Regions from separate parts of the Mus musculus genome. Here region 1 is linked to region 2. The links are chromatin loops, found by intact Hi-C in ENCODE. Cell type or tissue: heart. All regions are shown on one strand. Links, peaks and the distances in the headings refer to the core of each region. The heading gives the core; the rest is flanking DNA.

Region 1 (7,946 bases), core at 913-5,912, 290 kb after region 2:
ATTCACCTCCCCTGGTCTTTGTCGACAGTCAAAGCCCGACTCCCCATCATCATCACCAGCACCAGGGAAGGCCAGGCCGACTGCCCCCGGCTGGATGAGCTGCCATATGAGGACCATATGGTTTGAGTGCCTGCATATTAAATATGAAAAGCTTATTGTAACTCTGAGTTGTCTGCTGGGCCTAGGGCTAGCCTGGGATGTACAAAGCCCTGGGCTCTTTTCCCAATACAACATAATCCTGATGTGATGGTATACACCTATCATCCCAGCACTCCAGGAAGAACAAGAGTTCAAGGCCAGCCTCAGCTGCTAAGCAAGCTCCAGACTAGTCTGGGCTATGCAAGACCCAGTCTGAAGGGAACAAAGATGTCTCTAGGGTCTTGGCAGAACAGTCTCTATGAGCCAAGTTCCCATGGGTTAACTGTCTACATGTATACAGAGATCTCCAAGGCCTTGAGTGTGGTGGCACACACCTAGCACCCAGCACTGGGCAGGTCAATGCAGTATGCTGAGAGGTTTAAAGTCATTTTTGGCTATACACTGTATTGTAGGCCAGCCTGGGTTATGTGAGACCCTAAGTGCACACCCCACAGCTGCCATCAGCCTTCTGGAACATTCTATCCAGCCCTACAGCTTTCTCAGGGAGTCCCCTTACCCCTCTACCCCTGAGACTCAAGTGACCCACACAGGCAAGCGTTGGGGACACTTCCTGTGTGGTGGGGTTGATGGCACCCACCATGCCAGGTGGGCCAATTGGAGAAGACAGCTGGGGCCACCTGTTTCCTGTCCCCCATGGAGGGGCCCCCTCATCCTCCCTGACTCCTAACTTCAAAATAACCCCCTTCCCTGGAACCCAAGCCACTCAGCTGCAACCTGTGCAGGGTAGGTGGGGAACACAAAACACAGAGAGGCAGGTGTGGGAGAGCTGTCCACACTGCAAGCCCCAGCCACCAGTGCTGTGACCTATCTCTTCCACTATCTAGGAAATATGAACTCTGCCATCTACAGCTGTTAGAAGGAGCTCTTGTCAATTAGAGGGACTTAAGGCTGCCACCCCCACCAGGTCCTAAGTGATACCTATGTTCACTTACTTGGTTTCAAGATGGTCACTAGGACAGCAGCAGCCGGTCAGCCTCCACACAGGAGACCAGTCTCCATCCAAAGAGATAGCAGGAACATCTTGTTCCCACCAGCATGACAACATGACCAGGATGTCCTGGTTGTTGGCAGTGCTCTAAGGTGCAGGCCAAGCCAGGACACCTTGGCTCAGGCTGCCCTCTGTAGGGATTAGGAGGGCTGTGGTCCCAGAGGGATTAGGTTAGAGCACAGCCCTTGGGCCAGCCAAGATACTTACACACTGAAATCTGCCCACTACCCAACTTGCTTTAAGTCACCCCAGGAGCCACCAGGCAGCATGCAGGGTTGACCCCAGAGCCCAGAGAAGCAAGGGACCAAGGAGACCTGCTGCATGCCTCTCACAGGACCTGGAGTGGCCAGGAAATGGTGGTCAGAATGTGGTGGCCAGAGAAAGGAACGCAGGTAACTCAAGGGCCTGGGAGAAGCCATGCCAACCTGGTGGACCATGGGTCTCAGAGCCGTGTTCTTCCCCCAAGCTTACCACCGCCACTTCACAGGGTACAGCAGCAGCTGGCTGCCACAAGGCTCAGGAGGGTGGGGACAGACAGAGCCAGGTTCTGCATGTTAAATGACCCCCAGCTTCCTGTGGTGAGGGGCAGGACACCCCCCCCCCCGTCCACGGTCCACGTGAGAAGGAGACATGGGTAGCAGCTGGCCATCAGGTCACTGAGTTACAGCAAGGGCTTGTGGCTGTTAATTATCCTTCAAAGAGTAAGGACACAGACCGAGAGCTCCTGTTTCATCTAGCATCTTCCATTGTTTTTCCTGCTCCAATCTCATGGAACTCAGGCCGGCCTCAAACTCACTGGGTAACACTTGAACTGATTCCCCATGGTCCCCCTGCCTCAGCTCTGGCTGCTGGAGTGACAGGCATGTGCCACACCTGGTGGATGTGGGGTGGGGGGTGGGGGCAGAACCCAAGTTTTGTGTATACTGATTGAGCACTGTGCACTAGCCTCTAATTTCTCCTCTCATTCCATCACTGGGAGACTGAAGCCGGGGAGGGGGGGGGGGATATGGCCTCAGTCAGTGAGACAAAGTAAAAGTCCCTTAGAGGCCAGTGAAATGGATCAGTGAGAAAGGGAGGGAGTGGCTGCCAACTCTGCAGATCTGAGCTTAGTCCCCAGGCTCAACAACGGTGGTGCAGAGAAATGACGTCCCACGTGCTCTTTCCTGACCTACACACACACTAGTGGTAGAGTGCCCCCCTAAATAAATAGGTGTAATATACATTTTAAATTTTCCTTCGACTCCCCTCCCAATATTGTTTTGTTTTTTAAGACAGTCACTGTGTAGCTCTGGTGGTCCACCCAGTATCCCTCTAAAGTCTTAATGCTATTCTGCTGGCGTGACTTCCCACTGGTCTCTGAATGCTACCAAGCTGAGAGGGTACAGACTATGTTCCTGGGGCTGCCCTACATGACCTTTGTGTACAGCATGTGCCTAATAATTGTTGAATGCCTGTATACACAGCTAATGAGCCATGGGCCAGGCCCAAGGTTAATAGGACATGCTTTCTACGGCACCGATGGGCCTAGACACGTCAGGGGCACAGAGAGGGAGAGGCGCCATTGTGGAAAGAGAGGAGAGGGGAGCCGTCGGGAGGGGGTCACAGAGAGAAGGTCGCTGTAGGGGACACAGAGTGGAGGGGCTCTGTAAGGGAAGGAACGCAGAGGCGCTAGAGGCACAGAGGGAAGTGGCACCGTTGGGGGACATGGCGGGGAGGGGCGCAGTCGCGAGCAGGGCGCCACCTGGTGGCAACATGCCCCATCCCGCCACTGCCCCTGTGAAGGCGGCATTGTTCACTGGAAGCAGGAAGATAAAGAACTCAGCCTGAGTCAAGGCAGCTCAGAAAAAAAAAGGAGGGGCCGGGCGGAAGTCTGGAAAGATCTGAGGTAACTCAGTAAGGGTGGGTCCTCTCCAGGCCTGGCTCACATCCGTGCATGCGCAGTTGCAAATGCCCGTGCACATTTTCACAACTGCACACGTAGTCACACCCTCAACAAAAATACATTCCCTTCTTTCTTAGCTCCTGCAGCCGTCTGAGGTTAACACTTGGCTTACAGGCCAAGGGGAGAAAGAAGATTTAGGGATGAGAAAAAAAAAAAAGTCCAGGAGGTGTCTGTCTTCAGGAAAGGATTGATCCAGGGGTCCAGGAGCAGAAAGCTGGATACTGCGCATGGCTGGCCATATCAGGGCCTCAGTGCCCTCGTCCAGAGGACTTGGGACAACAAGAACCTCAATCTGGATGACAGCAACTTTTCCTTTAGGACCCAATCAGGGCTGAGGTTCAGGGTGTGTAACCTCCTGGCATTGATTTCCCTGGGTCCGATGGGCTTCTAAAAATGTCACTCAATCAGTCCTTGGATCTGGAAGCCTCTCTAAGGTCTCTGGAAACATGGGAGGATTCAAGGACCCCAGAATGGCACTCCCCTCTCCCCTCCATCTAGGATCAGGACTCCAAGTCTTTCTGGGACTCAACTAATGCAAGCAACCTGGGCTGGGTCGCCTTAGAAGGGTGGGCGGAACTACGCCATAGGGACCTCTGATTGGCCCTCTGTCCTGTCACTCCAAGGCCCCTCCCTCCACGGGGGATGCACAAGGCCGCCCCGCCCCACCCGGTAGATCCAAGCTGGACTTGGTAGGGGAGGTTTCCTCGCTTGGACGACCTGAGGACTTTGGTGAGAGCTGGGGGGCAAGGGGCAGGATCGATCTTGAGGCGCCCTTAGAGAGGAGGGAGAAACGAGGCTTCCTGGGAGGACTCCGGTATCCCAAAAATCCCTGCACGCTAGGAAACCCTACTTCTAGAGACTAACTTTTACCCAAGGACCCAACTTCTGCAGCGCTTCCAACTCTTGGCCTGGCCACCCTAGGACCTTAGCGTCCTCGTCAGTGACGGAGTCCCTGAGCGTCCAAAAAGGTGGATTCCACTGTCCTGGGTCCCCAGAATTAGAGTTGTGTTCAAATGCGAGTCCCGTGTGTCCTGGGCTGCGGCTCCTCCCTCTTCCCCGTGATTCTGAGTCTCCTGTCCCCAAGAACAAACAACCCCGCAGGCACAGTCACAAATAGCTTCACCTGCCGTGCACTAACTAGCCCCAGGCCCTGGATCCTACATAAAGCCAGGCCTGTTCCACAGGAAGCTGTGACCCCCAGCCGAGCATGGTGCCTCCCTCTGTTGGAATCTCTCAAATTTAATGTTTTGTTTCTGTCTTGTTAATTGTTTTTGGAAATGGCCCTACGCTAAACTTAGGGTGCCTTGGAATTTGCCTCCACCAAAAATGCTGGGATGACAGCATTGTCACCAAACCAGGCCGAAAGACTCCCTTAACCACTTCTAAGCCTTGGCTACATGCTGGTTTTTTGACCCTGGGGGCTTTTCTGGCTTTCTTTGCAGAGAAAGTAATCTGGTGGGCGGAGTGTGTGGGGGAGGGTCAGTTTCAGGCAGCTGGAGCCGGGTGTAGAGAGATTAGCTGCCACAAGTGCTCAAAAAGAGCAAAAAGCCCTTGTTTTTCTCCAGCGGCCACCATTGCTTAGGAAGGGGAGCTCCAGGGGTGTCTGACTCCTCAGGCTTTGCCACCCACCTTACCGATGACAGGAAGGCATGACCAGCATCACCTGACTCCCGTGTTGGGAAATCTTTATCGCAAACCTAACTGCTGCGGTTTGCCAGACTAGTTTATTGAGCACCCACTGTGGTTTAGCTGCCGATTTGAGCATTCTGCAGACAACGCCAAGCAATCTCATAAAGCCCAGGCTGGCCTAGAATTCACACACTGGGTAGTGGAAGATGGCTTTGATTTCTAACCTTCCTCAAGTGCTGGGGTGACAGGCATGTGCCATCACACTTGGTGTTTGTTGTTCTGGGGCATCTGGAAGGCCCAGCCCCAGTTTTTAACTGGTTTTTAAACAAATGATATCACCTACCTGTCCTAAAATTCAGACGCCAGGCTTCTACCTCTGTCTGAACTCTGTCCTTAGTCCATTAAGCTTCCTGATCTTCTAACATTCTATGTAAAGACAAGCAGACTCCGGCTGCAAGTGATGATTCAGTAGTTAAGAGCACTTCCTGTTCCCTCAAAGGACCGAGGCTCAGTTCTTAGCACCAGCTTCAGGCTCCTTATGTAACCTAACTCCAGCTGCAGGGGTCTGACTCTCCTGAACTCTGTGGCCACTGCATGCACATAAGCAAAACTAAAATGTAGATCTTTATAAGATGTATTATATTTGTTTATTTTTGCTTTATGTTTTGTTGTAACTGGGTCTCACTCTGTAGACCAGGTTGGCCTGGGACTCACAGAGACCCTCCTGCTCCAACTCCCAAGTGCTGGGATTAAAGGCGCACACCTGGCTTATCTTATTTTGAGTTGTGTGTATGCCCGTGTGGATGTGGTGCCTGTAGAGATCACGTGTCCTTGACCTTGAGTTACAGGTAGTTGTGAATCCCGTGCTATGGGTGCTGGGAATCAAACTCAGATCCTCTGAGAGAGCAATACTTGCTTTGTACCTCCTAACTCCCAACATACTCTTTAAGGAGAGAGAAAGAGAATCTTGGATGTTTCAGACATTTGCCTCTGAACTTCTTGGCTTGCAAGAGGTCTCTGTCTTGAACACACAGGGGCATTTGTTAGACTTGAACACACAGGGACATTTGTTAGTTTGTTTTTGTTTCTAAGTCCCCTTCTGCTGGGACTATTGTCATGTTGAGACCCACAAATGGGCACAGCTGTGGGAACAGTGTCAACTGTCTGGTCACATGGAAGAAGACTGTGAGGAAACAGTACCCTTGAGAGAGGTATAGGACCTGACCTTAATGAATGGCAGAAGTGAGCTTTAAAGGGACATGTCTGCCGGATGGATGTGGCCTAGGACCCTGTCACAACCACCCAGAGTTAGGGGTTCTAAAGGCATAATTAGGAATGGAGCCCCTGCCTAGAATCCCCCCTACCCCATTAGGGGCTGAGGGGTGTGGCTAGGGGTGGATTCCTACCTAGAACCCCCCAGTAAGGGGGCTGGGGTGTGGCCAGAAGTGCAGCTTTGTTGAGTGTGCCTGAGGAACTGGGTTGGCACTTCTCCAGCACCACAGGGTCAGTCAGCAGTTGGGGCGGAGCTAGGGTGAGCTAGGCCCCACCTTGGACCTTGCTGACGGGGCCCTGAGAGGGCTGAAGGTTCACAGATCAACTGTGCTGCTTCCTGTGTTCCTGGCTTTCCCTGGAGAGAGGGGTAGGGCTGGTTGTCACTTGACTGTCTTCTGCCCACAGCAACTGCTGCTGAGACCATGTCTAGCAATGGTACAGATGCGCCTGCCGAAGCTCAAGCTGCTATGGAGGAACCTGTTGTGCAGGTGAGGGGCCTGAGCTTCAGGGAGCCCTGGGCTCCTGAGTTCTGTGGCAGCCTGCTGGGGTCTGGAAGGGGCTAGCTAGGAGGGGAGTTAGGGGGTCTCCCTCCCTCCTTTCTTCTTTCCTCTCTCTTTTCTTTTCTTTTTTTTTTTATTTTTTTATTTTTTTTTTTTTGGTTTTTCGAGACAGGGTTTCTCTGTATAGCCCTGGCTGTCCTGGAGCTCATTTTGTAGACCAGGCTGGCCTCAAACTCAGAAATCCGCCTGCATCTGCCTCCCGAGTGCTGGGGTTAAAGGCATGTGCCACCACGCCCGGCCTTTTTTTTAAATTTTGAGACAAAGTCTTGGTATGTAGTCTAGGCTAGTATGGAACTCACAGAGATCCCCTATGTCTGTCGTCTGAATGCTGGAGATTAAACTCTTAGATCCAGCCCTTCATTTTTTCTTTGCTTTCAATACAGGGTCTCATGTAGCCCAGGCTAGCCTCAGACCCACTAGGTGGCTGAGGATGGCTTTAAACCCCTGATCCTCCAGCCTATACCTCCTGAGTGCTGGAATGAGTGCTCACGTGCACTTTCTCTATCATTCTTTTTCTCTCCCCCTCAGCTCTCTGTCTCTCTCTCTCTCTCTCTCCCCCCTGTCTCTCTGAGACAGTGTCATTTAGCTCAGGCTGAATTCCAATTCATTGTGTAGCCCAGGACATCAAAGTCATCCTAGAACCCTTGAGGGTCACAGCCTGTGCTGGATGACGTCATGCGCCATTTTCCTCGGTTTCTAGGGTTGGGAATGGAACCAAGGGCCTGTTATGTGGTTGGCTAGTGCTTTAACAAAAATGCAGTTCTTCAGACAAGCATGATGTAGCTGCAGAGGTAGGCAAATCTCTGTGAGTTCCAGGCCAGCATGGTCTACACAGTGAGACCCATTCTCAAAAATACAAGAGGAAACCAAAAAAATGGGATTTCTCAGTCACTGCACTTCCTGACACCTCACTGGGTGGTCAACCCCGTGCTGGAACCTTCAGCTTCCTGCTTTGTGCAATTGTTGGTCCCAGGAGTGGTGTAGCCCAGCTGATCTATCCCCCCCCACACACACAAAAATGAGAGCATACCGGTAGGCACCCTGAGCTTCTCACCTGGTCCCCTGCCCTTCACAGCCCAGCGTGGTGGATCGTGTTGCCGGCCTGCCTCTTATCAGTTCCACGTATGGGATGGTGAGCGCCGCCTACACCTCCACCAAGGAGAACTACCCCCACGTCAGGACTGTGTGCGATGTGGCTGAGAAAGGCGTCAAGACCCTCACCACGGCCGCTGTCAGCACAGCACAGCCCATCCTGTCCAAGCTGGAGCCCCAGAGTGAGTTGAGGACCCCAAGGTGTGGAGGGAGAATGCCTCTCATTTGGAAGGAATCACCCCCACTTCTGATCTCCAATTCCCCGAAACCAGTCCTGGGCGTCTCTGCCCACCATTGAGGGCAT
Region 2 (7,946 bases), core at 1,315-6,314:
ACTCTTGGCCCTTAATGATAGCAGCCAGCATTGCTGCAAGACTATCCTGAGGACTCCTTGAGTCGTGGAGGCAACTGCTCAGAACTTCGGACTCCTCCACCTTTTGTGTCCCTGAGGAAAGAGATTCCAGCTTCCTTGGCTTAACCCAGTAACTAAGGAGGGGGAGGGGAACAGGGGACAGGGCTTGGACCTTGCTGTCCCCTTCTGGGACTTGTAGTGGAAGGACCCCGTAGAAGTCCCATTTCACACTCAAGAATGTTATTTGTTCATCAGTGGCCAACTCAGCAAGGGCCTCTCTCTCTCTCACACAGCCCTGTCAACAGTGCCCCCCAAGGAGTGAAATGAGACACTTTCTAGCAGCATGCCTCTCACCCTGGGGATGTTTCAAAGTTGACTGTCCCCAGAGAGAAGGTAGCAGCAGTGCCCTCAGAACTCCAAGCTCAGGCAACTCTTCCAGATCCCCAGGGGCTTCCTGTGGCTTTCATTAGGGGACCACAGACAAACCTGTAAGCAGCCCTGTCCTCTCTCTCCTCTGGAGCTAGTCAGCTTTCAAACAACTCCAGGTAAGCTGTAGAAAGGTATCTCATTTTATCCCTTGGGGCTAAATGACAGAGCTGTCCCTCCCAGGCTACCTCAGTAAACCCCCTCTAACAGGTGCTCCTCCACACCACCTCCCTCTTTAAAAATCCAACCCAGAGATGGTCACAACAAGCAGGCAGAGGGACAGTACTGTAGACTTACCCTCTGATCTGACAAACATACAGGGGTGTGAGTGGAGACAAGCACAGACCAGGGTCCCTCTGCAACCCCCAAGAGGACAATGAGAACAGCACCCTAAAGCCAACCCTCAACTTCTAGTCTTGAGAGAGCTTGGTACTGCCAAGGCTGCACAGTGCCTCACCAGCAGGCCGAGCATCACCCTGGCCACCCCCTTTCACACCCTGTATGTTCTGTAGGTGACACCAGTGTAGGGAGCTTCTTGCCCATTCCAATAGAGATGTAGTGTCCTTAAAAAACAAACAACAAGCTGGGCAGTGATGGCGCATGCTTTTAATCCCAGCAGGGATTAAAGAGGCAGACGGATTTCTGAGTTCAAGGCCAGCCTGGTCTACAGAGTGAGTTCCAGGACAGCCAGGGCTACATAGAGAAACCCTGTGGGGGGGAGGGGGGGGACACGACGATGACACAACCAACAAACCAAAAAAAACCCAAAAACAAACAAACAAAACCCCCAAAAAGCCACCAAACCAAACCAACTGAAAAGAGTGCCTGACGTTCAGTAGGTAGTGTGCCTGCCCTGGCCTCTAACTTCCACACCTCATCTCACAAGCAAGTAATGTTATATGCTGTACATGTTCACAGTACATGAGAGGCCAGAAGACAACCTCAGCTTTCTCTTAGGTACCATCCACCTTGTCTTACAGACTTGACTGGACTAGTCAGGCAGTGAGCCTCAGGGATCGTCCTGTGTCTGTGAGCACTGGGATTGCGGCTGGCACCCCACCTGACCTTTACTGTTGGTGCTGGGCACAGAGCTCAGGCCTTCACACTGCTGCCCTCTCTGCTTGTCACAGTGTCTTCTCTCAACAGCAACTGGTGACTGACTTTGGATGGATCTAGGAGGGTTAAATCTCCAGTTCCTTGTGCAAGGGATGACTGGGCAGATGACAATGTCTGAAAGCTAGAGGGGACAGCTTTTCAAGGTGTAACACAAACAAAGTCTGCTTTCTAAGGTGGAGTAAACAACTACAAAAGCCAAAAGGGGGCCCTGTGGAGACTGAGCTTGTTTACCTGGACTAGACTGCAAGCCAAGCAATGCCTACCCTACCCTGAAGGCAAGCTACTACTGCCTTGATCTGAGGACACTCAGAAGAGGTTAAAGGTCTTCCTGACAGAGAATCTAGGCCACAAAGGAAGGCAATAGAAATGAGCCTCTTTCTCAGGGGGCTCAGTTTGAGGCTGGAACTAAATCCTCCGACTCCCACCTGACCACACAGAATGGAGTGTTATAGCAGTTGTGTGGCAGATGGTTCCAAGGGCCTCTGCAATATTGGGCAAGCATGTTACCTCTGATCTATGTGTCCAACCCCTTTTTTTTTAAAAAAAAAAAGAGACAAAACAAAAACCTACTATGTTTTACAGAAAGGCTTTCACGCATCCCAAGATGGCCTCAAACTTAGGATCCTTCTGCCTCCACCACTCCCGGCCTTAGGAAGTATTTGGGATAAAACTTAGGGTTTTGTGCATGCAAGGTAAGCACAATACCAAATGAGTAGCACACTACCAAATGAGTAGCTCTTGGACCTACTTTATACTTTGAAAAAGGCTTAGCTAGCCCTGAACTCTAATATTCAGGTTGGTTTGGAACTCCTCTACAGCCCAGGTTGGCCTTGAACTCACATCTGACTTACCTTTATCAACAGAAAAAAACGTTCTTTCCTTCCATCTCGTATCTTCCCCTAGCTTAGTTCTAGCAAAGAATTAGAAACAATTTATTTTTCCGCTTTGTTTTTGTTTTTTGTCTCCCTGGGCTACCTACATCCTCCGGCTGTCTGCGAACTCTGAGAGTTTCTCATGTTTCATCTCCACCACCCCTGCCCCCAACGTCACTGTGTCTTCCCAGATTAAAAGAAAAGAAAAGAAACAAAAACCACCTGTTCTGCCTCGGGGGCCGAAAAGGGACTTGGGATCGAATCCCGCCACAAGCTGACCCCACTGGATGACCTTGGCCGAGTCCCCTTCATCCCCCTTTGGGGTTGGGACTAAGCAGTACAGGGAACGCGGTGTCATCGATCCCCCGAACCCGTTCGTGGTGTTATTTCCCTCTGGTCGCATCGCTGGGGGCGTCGAGATTCGAATCCTTGCACCCGGCGCCCGCGGAGCCCCAGTATTAGCGCCCAGCGCGAAGGCCAACGGGCCACTCCGGGCCCGGCGGTGGGTGTCGCCATGGCGACCATGGGGTTCCCCCCCGCGAACCTCACCTTCTTCAGCCGCTCCATCAGCACGCTCTTGTTGCCGCTCGAGTCGAGGTTCCGCTTCTTCAGCTCCGCCCGCAGGTCGATCACCCGCAGGTCGCTGAGCCGCCGCGTCCCGGTCTCTGACGCCGCGGAGCTCACGGCCGCCGCGCCCGCCGCACTCGCGTCTCCTAAACCCGACAGAGTCTCCGCCATTCCAGGGACCCTGGTTCCGTCGCCCACTTCACACAGAACCGGGTCAGTGGGTTTGCGTGAGTGTGTTTTTTTTTTGATTTGTTATTATTATTATTTTTTTGAATCTCGGCCCTCTTACCACAAAATGGCGCCGCCTGAGAGGGAACCGCTTCAGCCTCCCCGGAGGCGCACCTCGACACTGCGCAGGCGCCGCCGGCGCGAGCCCTACGCTCTCAGACGCCTTTACCCAAGCGCAGTGTGCGCGGCGGCAGAGACGACGTAGGCGCGCCTCGCCGGCTCGCGCTTGGCCGCGGACCAAGACGCATGCGTGCTACAGGTCGTGCGCCTGCGCATCACTGTCGGAGCGCTGGCCGTAGAGCGGTGGCGTGCGCAGCCGGGCAACGCTGCGAGAGGCAAACGGGGGTCAGTGAGCGTAGCGAGGCGGTGCGCGTGCGCATTAAAAAGAGGGTGGCGACGGGGCCGGGGGGGGGGGGGGGAGGGGGGGCTTACGACCGGTTGCGCATGTGCACTTGTACCCGCGAGGCTCGAGACTGCTTTGGCGTGCGACCTAGGAGGTGCGTCAGAGCTGTGCGCCTGCGCAGCCGCAAAGGGAGGCGGGAGGAAGCGAGTGCGTTTTCCTCTTCGGCAGCGCCATTTTGTACTACCTCCGAGCCGCCACAGCTGGTGCCAGCGAGTGGAGGGGGTTCCGGAGCGAGTTGGGAAGTCGCGGAAGCGAGGATGGCGGAACCCGGGACCGGGTCGGGCGACCCCGCCTTTGGTCCGGGCGCCTCGGAGAGTGGGACGCGGCGGCTCAGCGACCTGCGGGTGATCGACCTGAGGGCGGAGCTGAAAAAGCGGAACCTGGATACGGGAGGCAACAAGAGCGTGCTGATGGAGCGGCTGAGGAAGGTGAGGGAACCCGAGTGGCGCCGTGGACCCGGGCACGTAACTGCCCGCGCAGACTCGGGCCGGCCTTCCCACCCCGAGCCCCCCCCCCCGACTTCGGTCTGTGCTGTCAGTTACCGAAGCAGCCGAGGCTGTGTGACCTTTACTAGTCGCTGCCCCTCTCTGTGTCTCGCCTCCCACTTGCCCCGGGATTTGCAGGAAGCCGGGCCTTGTTGAGTAATCGGGTGGCTCTGGGCACGTCTCCATGATGACCTTGCACCTGCAGCTGTCTTTTCCGCCACCCTAGTTTTACTCTTCTGGGGAATCTATCAGTCAACCCCACTGTTGGCGGTGCCCAGTGTCTCTGCACAGACCATGTTCGCTCCCAGGTCCGGTCCCCTCGCGCTTCCCTGGTCTTGGAGCCTAGTTGTCATCTCGAGTCAGCGTAAGATGTCACTTTCCTCCCCCTAGACAAGAAGTCTTGTCTACTGCCCTTCAGCGCTTGACACAAGCTTGCCTCTGTGGAACAGGGTCCTTGAGGGTTAGGGACTCCTGATTGGCTGCAAGTAGAAGGCGCCAGAATACTTTGAGGGAAAATTGGCCAGCGCTTTCTTCTTCGGTCTATGTTGTTTTTCCTTATCAAAAATCAGCGCCTCCCCTCCCACGCAAAACTTTTTTTGGAGAGCTACTGTGGCCCAGTGTGGCCTTGGACTTGCTGTGAAACCCAGACTAGACTTCAGCTCTTGGTCTCCTGCCCCCCCTTTTCACTTCCAAAATGCTGGAATTAAAGGTTTGCTTTGTTATGGGAGGCCTTTTGAGCGCCCCATTCAGCTCTTTGCCCTGCCTGAATCAAGGACAGGTTTCCTACCATCATCCCTGTGTTTGATGAAAGAGCACACAAGATGAGCGGTCACCAACCCTGATTTGGGGTTAATACTTGGATTTTATTCTATTTTTTTGTCTTGGGTTGGGGATTACATCTAGGGCTACAAGCTGCCAGGTCATGTATGACCACAACCTGCTGACAGTGACTCTGCAACCCAAGCTTTCAGCTTCCCTTTCTCTAGGTTTTGGGTCTTGAGCAGGGAAGGGGAGCTGGCTGCTAAATGTGGTCTTAAGCTAGATTGTGAACACTTGCAACTGCAAAGTTGCTTCTTAAAGAACACTTTGTGTCAACCCCTCCTAAAAGATAACTTTATTTAAAACTTCATACTCTTTCCCATCAGGCATTTAAGGAGGAAGGACAAGAACCTGAGGAGGTTGGAATCAGCTGGGGAGCTGTGAGCAAGAGGGCTGTAAAGAGAAACACCAAAGGTACTTAACTGCCTGTGCTTGACGCTGGGCCTGGGGAATGGGTGTCTGCTCTGCTCTGTGTATGTGTAATATGCATACTTAGATGTGCATGTGTGTGGGACAGCCATAGTGTCACATTGTGTCCACCTTAGGTTTTGTTTTTGTCTTAAGGTTTATTTTGTGTGTGTGTGTGTGTGTGTGTGTGTTTGTGTGCGCGCTTGCCTGCATGTGAATGCACATGTGTTTGGTGCCCACAGAGGTCAGAAGCAGGTCTTGGACCCCTTAGAACTGGAGTCAGGAATGGTTACCAGTCTCCATGTGATTCCTGGGAGCTGAAGCCCATCCTGTATGACAGCAGTTAGTGCTCTTTCTTAACCGCTGATCCATCTGTCTACATAGTGATTTGGCTGGGCTGCTGACCTGTGAGGACCAGTGTCCTCCATCTTCAAACCCCAGCACTAGGATTATAAGTACCCTCATGCCCAGCTCTTCACGGGTGCTGGGATTGAGCCCAGGCCCCCAAGCTCAAAACAAGAAATGTTTTTGCCAGCTGAGCCATCTGCCCATTGCCCTGAAGTCAGGTTTTACCAGTGGCTTCGAGGACAGCTTTTCATCAGCATTCTAGGCTGAGGCAAGAGAATGGCCAATTCCAGGTTGGCCTGGCTACATGAGACTCTTAAGGGCCAGATATGGTGGTGCATGCCTTTAATCCCCAAACACCACTGCCCCAAACAAACCAATAACTGAGGGCTAGTGAAAAGGCTCAGCTACCGAAGGTAGAAGCTCCTGAATCTGAGAGTTGTTTGATCCTTGAGACCAGAAACAACTGGCTCCCAAAAGTTGATCTCTGACATCCACATTCACACTGAGGCGCACATATGTCTAACTGTGCTCACAGAGACAGCCATAATCATTTTTTAAAAAGCACTAACCTGGAGACCTAGTATAACCCTGGCTGCTTGTGTTGCAGACACTTGCCTGACCTGCCGCAAGCATATCAGATCAGTGGGCAGCATTGTCAGATGAGCCTGGGGGAGGTCTGGCATGGTTGAGAGGGTGCCTCCATGGGCAGAGCTATGCCTGTCCATCTCTGGAGGTGCTCAAGAATGTGGTGTTTGGTGTGATGTGCTAGCCCATGGCTTCCAGGCCAGGCCAGAGGCTCTGGGATGATAGAAGTGAGGTTTTAGCCCACAAGACACTGTTAGTGATTCTCTGAGCACCACTTTCTGGCAAAGTGGGAAGAAGTTCCAGGAAAGTCACAGTCACTCCCTCTCACAAGTGGGGCTGGCTCAAACAAGGGGTTTGGAGTGGGCACGTGTTTGCAGAAAGCCCTGCATTTGTCCCAGAGCCTCTCAAATACGGGTGAAATCACTGCATGAAGAATAGTTCTGACCTGTTTAATTCTTGTTGAATTGGGTAGTAAATATGTCCCTTGTGCTGATGTTAAACAACCATTGGTATGTCCTTTCTATGTCCCATGAGGGTACTGCACCCACCACAGAGGGCTTGAGTATTCAGAGTCCCATTCTCCAGCTGAACTGCTCTGAGAACCATAGAGTTATCTGGTTCTGAGAATTTAACCAGAGCCACCAGGCACTGCCTAGGTATCAAGCTATAGTCTTGGCCAGGATTTGGATATCTAGTCAAAGTCTTAAGGATTATTAAAAGTTGACATTTCTTTCTGTGCCTGTGAGGATTGGTGTGCACATATAGGAGGTACAAGGTTAACAGTGGGTTGACCTCAGTTGTTGTGCATGGTATTTCATGGGGTAGATTCTCACTGGCCTGGAGCCTGCTGATTCAGCCTGGCTGGTTGACCATCAACTCTAAGGATCCTCCTGTCTCCACCTCCCCAGCATTTCTCAGATGACATCTACCCTAACTAGTTTTGTGGGTTTTGCATTTTATTTAGTGTGTGTATGTGCGTACCCGTGAGGGCATGTACACACATAACACAGTGCAAGCACAGAGACCAGAGAGAACTATCTAGGAGCCATTTCTTTCCACCATGTGTAATCCAGGAATCAGATTCAGATGGTCAGGACTGGCAGCAACTGTTTTACCTACTGAGCCATCTCATACTCCTTTTAGCCCCCCTCCACCTCCCCCCACCCCCACTTTTGTTTTAACATTTTAATAACTGTGGTGGCCCACATGAGGTATCAGAGGACAGCTTTATACAGTTGATTCTGTGGGTTGAACTTGGCCATTTGATTCCAAAGGGAGAGTTGGTAATGTTGGGGATGGCATGCCAGTGGGTAGCTGGATCAGGAAGCTGGATGGTCATGTTTCCATCCATGCACAGGAAGCTGAAAGAACAGAAATGAAGTGAGGCTCTCAGAGCCTCTCACAATGACAGACTTCTTTAGCAAGGTTCCTAAACCAGCAGTTCTCAGTCTGTGGGTCACAACCCTTTCTGATCAAATAACCCTTTCCCAGAGGTTACCTAGTACCTAAGACCATTGGAAAACAGGTAATTTACAATTCATAATAGTAGCAAAACTACAGCTACAAACTAGCAATGAAAATAATTTTATGGTTTGGGGTCACCACCACACGAGGAACTATATTAAAGGGTGACAGCATTTTGAAGGTTGAGGACCACTGTCCTAAAGGTTT

The links. A loop is a pair of places that touch in the nucleus more often than their neighbours do. Peaks named below come from ENCODE experiments on the same cell type or tissue, not always from the same donor. Only the 100,000 strongest peaks of a DNase experiment are listed, where the experiment ranks them.
Region 1: a loop joins it to region 2, with 2.2 times the contacts of the local background. A loop is called at or near these places in 1 of 42 quality-filtered maps.

The regions. Positions count from the first base shown.
Region 1 is chr17:56,286,326-56,294,271 of GRCm38, reverse strand. It overlaps Plin3 (perilipin 3), which reads left to right and starts at 3,761. Exons shown (of 8, transcript NM_025836.3): 1 at 3,761-3,818; 2 at 6,396-6,478; 3 at 7,626-7,824. The coding sequence starts at 6,413. It overlaps Arrdc5 (arrestin domain containing 5), which reads left to right. Exons shown (of 3, transcript NM_029799.1): 3 at 1-161. The coding sequence ends at 126. In heart, for the core only: a CTCF peak has its summit at 2,898 (motif pointing left); DNase peaks (open chromatin) are centred at 1,221, 2,981, 3,691, 4,671 and 2 weaker places; H3K4me3 peaks cover 3,458 bases; H3K27ac peaks cover 4,842 bases.
Region 2 is chr17:56,580,386-56,588,331 of GRCm38, reverse strand. It overlaps Safb2 (scaffold attachment factor B2), which reads left to right and starts at 3,747. Exons shown (of 21, transcript NM_001029979.3): 1 at 3,747-4,058; 2 at 5,261-5,348. The coding sequence starts at 3,888. Safb (scaffold attachment factor B) reads right to left here and starts at 3,350. Exons shown (of 21, transcript NM_001163300.1): 1 at 2,982-3,350. The coding sequence starts at 3,170. In heart, for the core only: a CTCF peak has its summit at 3,866; DNase peaks (open chromatin) are centred at 2,871, 3,501, 4,361 and 4,621; H3K4me3 peaks cover 4,714 bases; H3K27ac peaks cover 3,874 bases.